2 separate regions of the Mus musculus genome follow, and region 1 is linked to region 2. The links are chromatin loops, found by intact Hi-C in ENCODE. Cell type or tissue: left cerebral cortex. All regions are shown on one strand. Each heading gives the region's core, and the rest is flanking DNA. Links, peaks and the distances in the headings are about the cores only.

Region 1 (6,140 bases), core at 1,341-3,840, 360 kb before region 2:
AGACAAGAAGTAAACAGAGTAAGTTCTTAACGTATATAGCCACTTATCTTCATTTATTATGTTGAGAATAGCTGCGTAAAGGTTAGGAAGGAAGGAAAACGACACAGGAGATTACATTGTATTCTCTCAGGTCTGGGGGAAAAGCAGTTCATTATGGTGGGAGCGGACACTGAGCTCCTCTATGGAAAAATCTCTACTTAAAACAGAAGTGACCAGAGCAAACGTGAGAAGCGGTGCATGTGACACTCAGGTCTCTAACACTGCTCTAAATATCAGCTTCATGCTACACCCACTCAACACTAAAATCCCTCCAGCATAAGCAACGAGCAAGCACAGACTTTAACTTACACTCTTTCAAAGCAGCTTGTGCTCAAAGAGAAAGCAGTCTACCACCTCAACTCAGCTGGCGAATACAAAAGGCCTAAACTTAAAAGAATAAATCTTAGGTTTCAAATTCCAGCTCTGCCTCTTAACAGTGACAAGAGCGTGAACTCACTGCTGCTCTCAGCTAACTTCAGCATCTTCAGAGGAAATGGACAAAATCTCTAAAAACTGCCAAGAATTACTTTTCAGAAAAAAATGTGTCTAAAATGTTTTTTAACACTATATCACAATTTTACAAATATCTCGGTATTTATGATAATTATGGAAGATGTGACTAAAAACCAGATTTTACTAGGCCTAAAGTTTTACAAGTTGGATGATATTAGGAAAAAGAATACTACCTTTTGAATTAAAAAAAAAACAATTACAAAAATTATAAGTAAACAATGCTCCCTAGCTAATGTTTAATTACATTAACAATGAATCTACTACTCTTGACTAGCTGAGACAAATGATTTAACTTCTCCACTCTATCTCAAAACATAAGAGAAGACAAAGGCCCAATAATCAGCAATAATAAACACAGCTAGTAAAATCAACATCGATAAATTAATGATACCACATAATACATAAATGTAATTTTGAGACTGAAGATACAACTGCAAACAATATAATCATACTATATTGGATGAGTAATATCACACTCGTGTGTACTAACAGGGAGTCAAGGAGAGAGAGGTAACAAACTTGAATGGTTCTCATCGACAAGTCCTTTAGAAGCACAGTTGAAGCACTGTTTCACAGGAAAAACACAGACTGATGATTTATTCGTATGGACAGATATTAGTATTTACATAAAGACTGAGAGGAGAAGAACATTACCAAGGCCTCCATCTTCAGAAACTAGACACATACTAGAAAGGAAACAGGCTGAAGCTTCCAACAATACAACTTCTGATATATGAGGTTCCACCTTTATTAATTTATTCTACAACTTAAAATCCAATCAACTAGGAAAAAAGTTACCATGGCCAGGGATAATCTTTCTTTCCAAAATCATCGTCTGTCACAGAAGACACAAGAAACTGGCTGTCTTTAGCCCACTTCTGAATACAGGGCATATGGAATATACAGAAACATCCTGAACAGCTCCAAACCTAAGACAAAGGTGTCAAAATTGATTATACATAATTTTTGTCAATTAATTATACAATACCTTAAAATGATTATCACACACTGAATTATTTTTCAAAAGTTACCTAAAGGCTAAAAATCAAAACAATCAATATCACAGAAGAGATGATCTTTACAAGACGTATTTCGGGATGTAACATTTGAAAGAAAAATATTAATCACTCATTTTCAATTATCAAGAAAAAAACTACAGCTGTAGCTAACAATCTGAATGATCTCTAATTTTATATATACACATAAGTGTATGTGCATGTATGTGTGCACACATATTTAAATATACATGCTGGTACTGACTGATAAAGTAATATCTTTTTAAAGCATGATATAAACATTTACCCTTGTCAAATACACCTATATATCTTACTATATATGGTGTTTATGTACCATAATGTCATTCTTATCGGTAGACGTCTGTTTTGTAAACAATGCAACAAAATAATCCGGGCCATAATTTGGTGTGTGTATTCCTTGTTATATAAAACCTTTAAGTCTATGTTAACACTTAACACAAAATTTAAAAAAAATACACTAAAGGTGAAAATATAATAATAATAATAAAAGCTTACAAAAGAGTCAGTGAGATGGCTCAGCAGTTAAAGGCACTTCCCATGCAAGTATAGAAACCTGCGTTCCGTCCCCAGAAGCCACATAAAGATAATGAAGAACAAGCTCACTAAGTTGCCCTCTGACTTCCCAGCTCCACCGTGGCACACAACACATTTTTAAGGGTTAAGAAGTAATACCAAATTAATTTTTAAACCTGCCAACATTTTGATGTAAGAAAAAAACTCAGTTCTAGTTTCCTTATGACAACTATTTGAGAATTTTTTCTGACATGTACTATAAAGTAGACAGCAGAAGCATTATATAAAGAGAAACAGCTAACCCCTTAGTTTTGATTCTCCAAAAGCCTTCCTAAAATAACGTAGGGAAATGACAAGACAAGGAAGAAGAATTGCCAAATAATGGTATTTTGTAGAACTCATTACTACTAAAACCACAGCAGGTCCATACTGCAGGAAGCCCTTTTAATTTTTTTTAAATTATTTTATTTATATGAGTACACTATAGCTGTCTTCAGACACACCAGAAGAGGGCATCGGATGCGCATTACAGTTGGCTGTGAGCCACCATGTGGTTTCTGGGAATTGAACTCAGGACCTCTGGAAGAGCAGTCAGTGCTCTTAACCTCTGAGCCATCTCTCCAGCCCAGAAAGCCCTTTTTAAAAAAAAAAAAAACTGTAAACATGCTGTTCTACTTCTAACAAACACCCTAAGGAGATTGGGAGAATGTTGTTTCAGGTGACATGAAGGCCTCAGTGCTACATTGTTCCGTAAAACTGGCTGACTCGGTTCCCAAGGTGGACAGACAACCTTGAAAAGGCGGGGGACAGGGAAGCAACCTACAGAGACCTAGCTTTCCTGTAGTGGGGTCTCATCCTGCAGCTGAAATCACAGGAAGCCAAGATGTGACCCTGAGTATGACGACACCTGCCTCGGTTGCACTGTCCTAGCCAACCACAGTATATTGAAATTCCATTTCACTTTTTATGACCAAAATATTTCATTGGACCTCATCTTTCTCTGAGCAATGCTACTCTACCAGGAAAGCATTAATATGAGGTCTTAAAGTTGGGTCTGCCATGCTCAGTTGTCACTTCTCTTTAATTGCTTCCTTAGGGCCTTTTAAGTCTATGATAGCTTCACAATCAGACAAAAGGTCTTACAACAAAATGAGTTATGTCTCACTCTGTCTTCCCCCAATGGCCCTGGACACTTCCCACAATGCTCTCAACTTGGTTAGAAGAACCTAATAAAACTTAAGTGTCACTACCATGTTCTAGTTCCTTGAAGCCTATCCGTATTTCAACATACTATCTTTATACCAAACCCACTGAAAATATGTAGCTCAGTGGTAGGCCATTTGCCTAGCATGCATTAGGCTCTAGGTCACAGCAATACAGTAGTTGTAGGTATTTTAAAGATTTTTAAAAATATTCCTAGAGATAATTCTGTAAATTTTTCAGATTAACAAAATGAAGATTAATTTACATATAACATTGTCAAATAAAGAAATTTTTAGACAAACATAAGTGAAAGTACCATAAATGGCTAAGTATTGAAAATGTGAGATATGTTACTTGGGGATATATCATACCAGATATCATAACAGAAAGACTTACTGCCTGGTTTCTCTTCACTGAAGCAATACAAATTAGGCACGTCATAGCCCCTGCTTGGAAAGCCTCATTCAGATACTGTTTTGTTCGCTCTAATTCATGTATATCTCCATCTTAAATTTAAAAATGGAAAACATCACAGTAAACAACATCTGAAAACAACACATCTTCACCAACAATCATGTTACATGACCAATGCTAAGCAATTTTAACTGCAGAAAATGTAGCTTACAACCTCAAAGCTTAACAAAAGGAAGTAAATACTCAAATGAGCTGACAAAGGGTTACTACATCCACAAATTAACAGCATTTCAGCTCTCTCACTGGCTTGCTTTCTGCTTCAAGTCCTTAACAAATTTGGTGGAGGCAGAACCACTGGCGAGACCAATATGGCAAGTAACAAAATATAAAGAAACTTAAGTGTGAAGGAAAATGAAAAGTGAACCACTAAAGGGAAGGCGAGCATGCAACACACTCATAATAAATCTTGTGGAAGAAATGAGGCTGAGCTTACTAGTGCACAGAAGCCATGTTTCATTAAACCGTGCTCTCTACTCCTGCTGTAAACAGTAGTATAAGCTTTTTTAGGGAAAAAAATTAAAGGACTGTATATCCCTTAAACACGTATTACGTATTTATTTCCAAGCAGGATAAACTATCATGATGTCAGTGTTATACACGACACATCTGAGACACAGAACAACTCAGTGTGACCACTGAGTGAGTCCTCAGTCCCTATCCTGTGCTTCACTGGGGTTATGGAGAAAAAGGTGGAACGAAGAAAAGTTAGTGAAAGAATGACAGAGCAGTACTCTAAAGTACAAACGACACCAAAGGGGCCGTAATTCAAGTTATGTTCATGTAATTAAAAACAAGCATGCAATGCATGTCTTTAGTAAAACTAAAAGGTAGCACAAACTGACTGAATGTCCAAGAAAAGCAGGTCAACCATGTAAGATTATAGAAGGACAGAGTTTACCATGGCAATACTCTAGTTCACATCAGTTTGCTGCCAGAAAGTAAAACTAAGTAATTAAGAATCTTAGCTCATTTTCTAAAACCCTCCGAGTAAACACAGAACTTAACAAGCATCTGACCTACTGTAACATGAATATCAATATCATTACAGGGCTAAGGAACAAATGTAAAGCAGTCTAACCTATAATATTAGTAACGGCAACTGTTTCATTTTAAATTGGCGTTTAAGTTAAACAGAATAACTATAGTCAGTATGCTTATATTGCTTAGAGTACAACTGGCTTAAAAAATCTGAAACATTTTAAATTTTATCAGCTTATTCATACAATTTAACAGTTAATTCATACAATTTAAATTTAAAATGATGGTACAGTCTTACAAATTAAACCCTAAGTTTGTCTCTACAAAATTCAGATAACTTTCTTTGAAAGTTGTATTATATTTTAGCTACAGCTAAATGACATGCATTACCCGGCATGTCACAGCAGACACAGATAGCACGGCATTGGAAGTCACAGATCCTAAGACCACTGTGGCAACAGGAGAGGTTGTGTAGAATCTGAATGTAATTTGACAAGTCGAACATCGAACTTTTTATACAGAAGAATAACAAGAAACCAGGCAAGATACATCGGCATTTATTAAAATACTTAACTGTTCCAGTTTCCTTAGTTAATTACACTCATAGTGCAGAATATACAGGAACAAGAATCAAAGTATTACTGTACTTGATACAAAAAATTAGTTTGAGCAGAAAACGAAAAACCTCATAAAGCGAGTAAATGGTAGTATTTTTCCTACCTATGCTGAAAGACAGCAGCCTTCCTCTACCTCGAATGCCTGAGGTGAGGTCCGCTTAGCCACGAAACTGAAGATTAGTAGTTGGGAAGTTATCCAGAACAGGAAATCCTCTAGCCATAAAGTTGTTTTCATCAGCTTTTATTTTGTTAAGCTTGACATTTTAGCTCAACTTCCTGAATTCCTCAGGAGATATGGTAGATTTCCTAGAGAATGCCTATCAACCTTTGCAATGTCATCAGTACATGCAGGTAACTCACAAAGCAACAAAAGAAAGATGGCCTGGGGTGGAGATAGGCGGCACACTACAAGAGTCAGCCTGCAGACTTACTAACTCTAATACCCTTAAATTACCTTCACGCCACCTAACATACAAACTCTGATCCTGTTGTGCTAGCAGTCCTGTTCTCAGGAAAGCACTATATAATAACTAAGGAACAAATCAGTGACAAGCACTAAGAGAGCTGATGTGGAGCTATGACATAAGACCTATACCTAAAGAAAAATAAGATTTGTTTCTTTTTAAAAAGCAGAAGAAATCCTTTTATAAGACAGGGAAAGAAGGAAAACCAGCTATGGTAGAAAACCTCTATATTAAAGCATACAAAACATGTTAGACATCTCAGTAGACAGCACATACTATCTGACAGCATTGCTACCTCATTC
Region 2 (6,140 bases), core at 2,223-4,722:
CATTTGAGCAGAGACCTAAATCATAGAAGTCTGTCCTGGGGTTTTCTGGGTGACCCAAAGATTCTAGCTAGATGTGTCTGTAGCCGGTATAAAGCCCTGGCAGTAGAAACCTGTTTGTCTGTTTTGAAGACCAGCTAGAAGGTTGGTGTGGGTAGAGCAGAAACAGGGCATGGGAGATGGTGGTCCGGAAGCTACTTATAGAAGTTATCAAGTATCCAAAGCAAGGCAGGTCAAAGAAAGGACTTTGGAGTTGAAGATATTGGAAAGCGACTTCTGGGAGGCTTCTGATAGCAACATGACTTGCAGGAAGGATCTTCTGGCTACTGTGTATCCATCAGGCTATCTGTAGCAAAGGGGATGTGTCCATTAAAAGAGAGGGGAGGAAACCACAGGGGAGAACAAGGGCAATTTGAACCAGAGTCCTAAGGGTCCCCCAGTTGGGAGGTATTTAAACCTATTCTGAATGCAAGGCGGCATGACCTACTTAAGAAGTGGATTTGGTGGGTGAAAGAACAAGATCAATAAGGATTATCACAGTTTTTATCCTTAACATAAAAAAAAGAGCTTTTACTATTACAGTGTAGTATAGAGCAGATTTGACTTTGTGCTCAGGTATCTGTGATATATATATATCTGTCTGTATAAATTATAACTTTAGTTTTGTTTTGAGACAGGTTCTCTGTATGTAATCTTGGCTGTCTTGGAACTTGCTATATAGACCTGGGTGGCCTCAAACTCACAGAGTTCCTCTGGCTCTGCCTCCTGAGTGCTGGTATTAAGGCAAGTACCAGCACAACCAGCCAACTTCAGTTCTTGGCATACAAACTTTATTATAGATAGAGTCAGAAAGATCAGGAGTTCAAGGGCATTCCAGACTCCTAGTAAGTTCAAGGCTAACTGGAACTACAAGACAAGCTAACAAATGATTAAACCATCAGGTGCTCAGAACAGACCATCTATTACACACACAGAACAGACCATCTACTACACACTTAATATTTACTAAATTAAAAACAATGTGTAGTAAGGCAACTGGGTTAAAAAATGTCTTCTATGGATTTCTCTGTATGAGCATATTCATACTTCTATTTTATAATCATGACTCACCAGAATCCTTCACTTCTTGGTAATAGATTTGTTATTAGAGATCACCTAATTTACACATTCGGACAAAAGGCAAGGCCCAGATTAAAGAGAGAGAAATAAAAGTTCAAGGACCACGTTCATGGGAAGAGGAGACCTTGCCAGCGGAGCGGATTCTGATCACCGATCTGCATGACCTCTGGCTCTCTCAAGACCGCTGATGCTAACTTCATAATGGTAACTGACTTTGTCAAGGAGTATGTCTAAAGAATTCATTAGAAATGTGGCGAACATGGGAGTTGGACTCCATGTCATAAGCTGATAATGTAAATGTATTACTGCGATGTGTGATTTCATCTTGGTGGTGATTCCTTCAGCAATGAGATCAGATATGTCAGGCAGTGTCATAACATTTAATGTGCATCACACAGATAATGCATTTTGTTTTACAAAGGCATCCTGTTAATGGGTCTGTATAGCTAGGGACATAGTTATACTTGACAGCAAACTGTAGCACCCTCAAAGAATTTAATTTTGGTGTCTGTCTGGGGGTTGGGCTATCAAAACATATCTTCCGTTTAATTTCAGCACAACAGGCACTGACTGTGCACTTTGTCAGCCTCATAAGCAAGGAAAATGGAATGATTCCTTTTAATCAGCTGTACAGATCAAGCCAAAGACTTGCTAGGAAAAAATGTAATTAAAAATTACAAATATCTGTAGCCAACTATTGAGGTGATGTCAGCACAAAGACAGTAACTCCTTCAGGGGTTTTTCCAAAGAGGCATCAAACATGGTAGGTAGGGTAGTCGAAGCAGGGAAAATACAGCATGGAAAGGCAGGAGGGTTAAGTCTTATGTGAGTCCACACCCGGGTGTAATAAGACTGGTTCGGGTGTAATAAGACTGGTTCGAGGGTGGAGGAGGCAATTGGAGTCAACTGCAAACATCAGCCAAAAATTTGAGAGACCAGGCACGGTTGGCTGCTTACCGTATAAGTAAACCAAGCAGCTCACAACTGACAACTGTGGAAGAGTGAGCCAACATGACAGAAAAAAAGCGTTTAAGTTTTGTTTGCAGTCGCTTCCACCAGTACGCATTATAAACAGATGCCACCGAGGGCAGAATTTTACATTTACCACCCCTCAACATTCTCTATTGCCTGTCAACGGGTTGCTTGAATACTTTTCATGTACAAGTTAAAAAAAAAAATTCAAGGAGCATATGCCTTTAATCCCAGCTTTTGAAAAAAAGGCAGAGGATGAGTTTTTCGAGGTCAGCCTGGTCTACAGAGCGTGTCTCAGGACAGCCAGGAATACACAGAGAAACCTTGCCTCAAAAAACCCAAAAAGTCAAGACATACTATTAAAAAGTCTTTTGGGGGCGAAGGGAGAACCCAAGGAATACAATGCACATTAATTACTACCGTTGAAAGATTAGTACAGAAGTGTTTTCCATCATCCTCTTGTCTCTGGACCTGTAAACCTTAAGCCAACGAAACAAAACAACCCCTGCCCACGTGTTTTAAACGGATGAAATAATGCCTTTAAAAGTGCTTAGCGCAGTGTCTGGCTTATAGGAACCACTCAACAAATTACGGTTATCATTTTGACTTCCGAGCTCTGAACCATTCGGGATTCGGGTTCTCATTTTCAGGGGATGGAACGGACGAGCCACAGATGGTCTCTGGGGCTGCTGCCAGCTCCGACAGTCTCCGGTTTCAAGCAGGAACCAACTCAGTATTGCCAAACAAACCAAGGGAACGGTCCATGCGACCAGGCGGGGCCGTCCGACCGCGAGTCTCCGCACAGACGCCTAGGGCGGGGCTGAACCCGAGCCCGAGCCCGAGTCGGAGCCGGAGCCAGAGTCCGGTTCTGGGTCTCACACCCGCCCGCGATGAGCTTTGGGGAGGGTAGGCGGCCAGGGCAAAACTCCAGCGATAGCTTAGCCCAGCCCGGCCGGGCCCTGCCCACCTTTGCCGGCGCCCACCACACCCCTTCCGGCCGGGGCCCCGCCCCAAACAATGACCACGCCCCTCCGGGCCCTGTCCCGTTTCAGGCCCCGCCTCCAGCCCCGCCCCACCGCGAGCCGGGCGCTTAGTTCTTTCAGCCCGCGGGCGGCCACGTCCTCCCCCGACGCTCTGAGGTCACCGACCGGGCTGGCCGGCAGGGGGCGGAGGGACGGAGGGAAGATGGCTGCCGAGGCCGGATATTGGCGCCGCCTCCCCCAGTCGCGGAGCCGGCGCAGATGAGGCGGTTCGGCTGGGGCCAGCGGCGCTTCGCAACCCGAGCCGGGGAGACCCTGGCGGTGGGGCCTGGCCCTGCTCTATGCCGGCGCCTCGGCTAGCGTGAGCGGTGGCGGTAACGCCTCTCTTTCCCCCCGACCCCGCGCTTCCCCTGCGGCTTGGGGAGTCGGAGCGGGCGGCGCGGCCGGCATGGAGGACGTTAACTCCAATGTGAACGCGGACCAGGAGGTGCGGAAGCTGCAGGAGCTGGTGAAGAAGCTGGAGAAGCAGAACGAGCAGCTGAGGAGCCGCTCGGGAGCCGTGCAGGGTGCAGGCCTCCTCGGGCCCGGCAGCCCAGCTCGGGTCGGCGTGTCCACCCCTTCGTCGGGCGCGGCGTCCCCTCGGGGCTTCCCGCTGGGCCTGGGCGCCAAGGCCAGCGGCGGGGCGGGCTCCGGCCCGCGACGGACCAGCAGCGAGGACCTGCGGGACGCCACCTCCTTGCTGGCGGCCGGCGAGGGAGGCTTGCTGGACGAGGTAGAGCCGCTGCGGCCCGACGAGCTGGAGCGCTTGTCAGGCTGGGAGGAGGAAGAGGAGAGCTGGTGAGCGCGGGGCGCTGGGCCCGGTGGGCCTGCGGGGCGGAGGGGTGTCCCTGGGGGAAAGCAGGGTGGGCTCGGCTTGTGGTGGGGACGCTGGCTTTTGCCTGTTTCTGCTGCGGGCGGGCAGGTCCGCTGGAGTTGGGGGGTTTCGAGGCGTGCCTTGGAAACGGGTTTGTAGCTAGTTCTCTGGGTCGTGGAACCTCTGGGTGCAGGACCCAACTGGACCCAGATGGGATCTGTGGCTTGGCACAGTCCCCCGTGGGCCCGCACGCTCAGAGCACTCAGAGGGTACCAAGCTGCTTCGTAGGAAGGGATCCTGCTTTGTGTGAAAGACGGGCTTTCGGATGGTGGTCTGAGCGGTTTGGATTGTAGGGAGGGGTCTGCTTCAAGAGGTAACAACCAGGTGCGGGGACATAGAGAGTAGCTACTAGCAGGCAGTGCTTTGGACCGGAGTGAGATGGGGATGTTTGTGGGGAGGCCGGGTGGACGTCACTCCCCTTTGGGTAGTGGGGGGAGTAAAGCTTTGCTTTGTGTGAGGAGGGCAGTGGAGAGGGATGGGGCTGCTTTGTGTGAAGTCGGTGGTGGATCGGGGAACCCTGAATTTTATATTGGAAAACAAGAATTGCATACGACATAATTTCGGAGCCGTGAAGCAATAGTTAGTTATCCAAGCTGACTATCATTTCCGTGCCTGCCATCCTGGAGGCAGAGAAAGGGTCCTAGTTAAAAATCTAGACCAAAGCCGGAGTTATCACGAGGCACCTCTTGACGAGCTGAGGTGACCCCACACCTTAAAGTCACACTTTTCGGTAGGCCATGAGAAGCTTTCCCTCGAGTTTTATTTTTGATTAAAAAAACACCTGCTGGAAATATCCTCATAATTCATCCGTTCTTGAAGTCCTAACTTTTAGCTAGAACGTTTATGCTGTTGACATTAAAACTTCTCTGAAGTCGAAACCTCTCGTGGACTGGTATCCAGGCCTCTAACTTTGAAGAATTCTAAGCACTGCCTGGATGCAGGCCCTAGATTTGCCACTTTAAAGGTTTCTGACCTTGGAGAAGTTACTTTGAGCGTCACTTTTTTCCTCAGAGGAAAATTATCATTCTTGTGTAGAGTTCTGAAGGTTAAGTCAGATAATCCACATGTACTTTTAGCAGTGGGTGGCTTGGCATACAATAAATTCTCCAGGACTGGGCACTGGTAGCCTTAAGCCTGGCTATTTAAATCAACACTATTTTGTGAGTTCACATGTGATCCCTGCTGTGGGAGAGTCTAAAGATTCTTAAGTGCTGATGCCTGTGTGTGAGGCCCTGGCAGTCCTAGTGAGAGCTAAGTCTTGGGCAGTTAAACAAGATAGAATGTATACACCGTGAGGTGAGAGGAGAGCTACAGAACAGGAATGCTGATTGTGCAGACGCTAGCGCCTTGGTCCAGATCCTGGGGCAAACTCAGGAGAAGGTAGAAGTCGGAGAGTGGCATCTAGGAACAGTCCAGCATTTTACGTTAAAAACTACAAGAAGTACTGGTAACTTGTGTGTAGGACCATATGAATGACAGGCATTGCTTCTTATGTCATTGCCAAGAGATACCAGGCATTAGTAGAACTGAGTAGTTAGACGGTTCATGTCAGCCACCCTGTCCTCTGAAGGGATCCTGTGCAGGTATGCACTTTGAAAGCATCCAGAGTCATCCAAGTATCATCAGAGCCCTTCCAAGTGACGAGGAGATGAATGCTCATGGTAATGAGGATTGGCTGCACTCATCAGCCCATTTTAGATGGACTGGTGGAGCACATTGACTCCCCCAGGCACCAAGCAAGTCTTTAGCTGCTTTGGTTTCTGAGCATGGCTTTGTCAAGGTAAAGCAAGTCCCTTAGGTAAGCATGCCAGGAGTTTGTTTTGACCACAGGGTTCCTGCTTACTATTTCACCCGGTTTCCTGTCTTGGTGCTATAGTTATCTTATGCTTTTTCCTGTAAAGGCTTATGGGTATTAAAATCTGGGCCTGAGTTGGATTTTAACTGTGATAGGTCAGGGGAGAGTTAAAGTAATCAGAGTTAAAGTGCCTTGGGTGTGTCTGAGTAGTAGGAGGGTGTGGCTGTCAGTGGCTGGGAGAGTTCATAGTAAAGTTTGCTTTCTCAGCAAGCCAGAAACCTACCTTCCATAGCTGGTTTCTGTTGCATATCATTTTCATCTAGAGAAATTGTTGCCCCTAGTCTATGCCACAAAATGTAGAAGG

The links. Hi-C counts contacts between places; a loop is a spot of excess contacts. Peaks named below come from ENCODE experiments on the same cell type or tissue, not always from the same donor. Only the 100,000 strongest peaks of a DNase experiment are listed, where the experiment ranks them.
Region 1: it touches region 2 in a loop (2.6-fold over the local background); 1 of 42 quality-filtered maps calls a loop at or near these places.

What each region holds. Positions count from the first base shown.
Region 1 is chr5:72,548,942-72,555,081 of GRCm38, forward strand. Nfxl1 (nuclear transcription factor, X-box binding-like 1) reads right to left here. Exons shown (of 23, transcript NM_133921.3): 4 at 3,702-3,811; 5 at 1,351-1,481. Among named protein-coding and RNA genes, the nearest start is that of Nfxl1, 7.6 kb to the right of the region's middle. In left cerebral cortex, for the core only: a CTCF peak has its summit at 2,627 (motif pointing right); no DNase peak of the experiment used is centred there.
Region 2 is chr5:72,911,109-72,917,248 of GRCm38, forward strand. Slain2 (SLAIN motif family, member 2) reads left to right here and starts at 3,254. Exons shown (of 8, transcript NM_001113423.2): 1 at 3,254-3,905. The coding sequence starts at 3,517. In left cerebral cortex, for the core only: CTCF peaks have their summits at 3,267 (motif pointing right) and 3,472; DNase peaks (open chromatin) are centred at 3,180, 3,810 and 4,235; H3K4me3 peaks cover 2,415 bases; H3K27ac peaks cover 1,993 bases.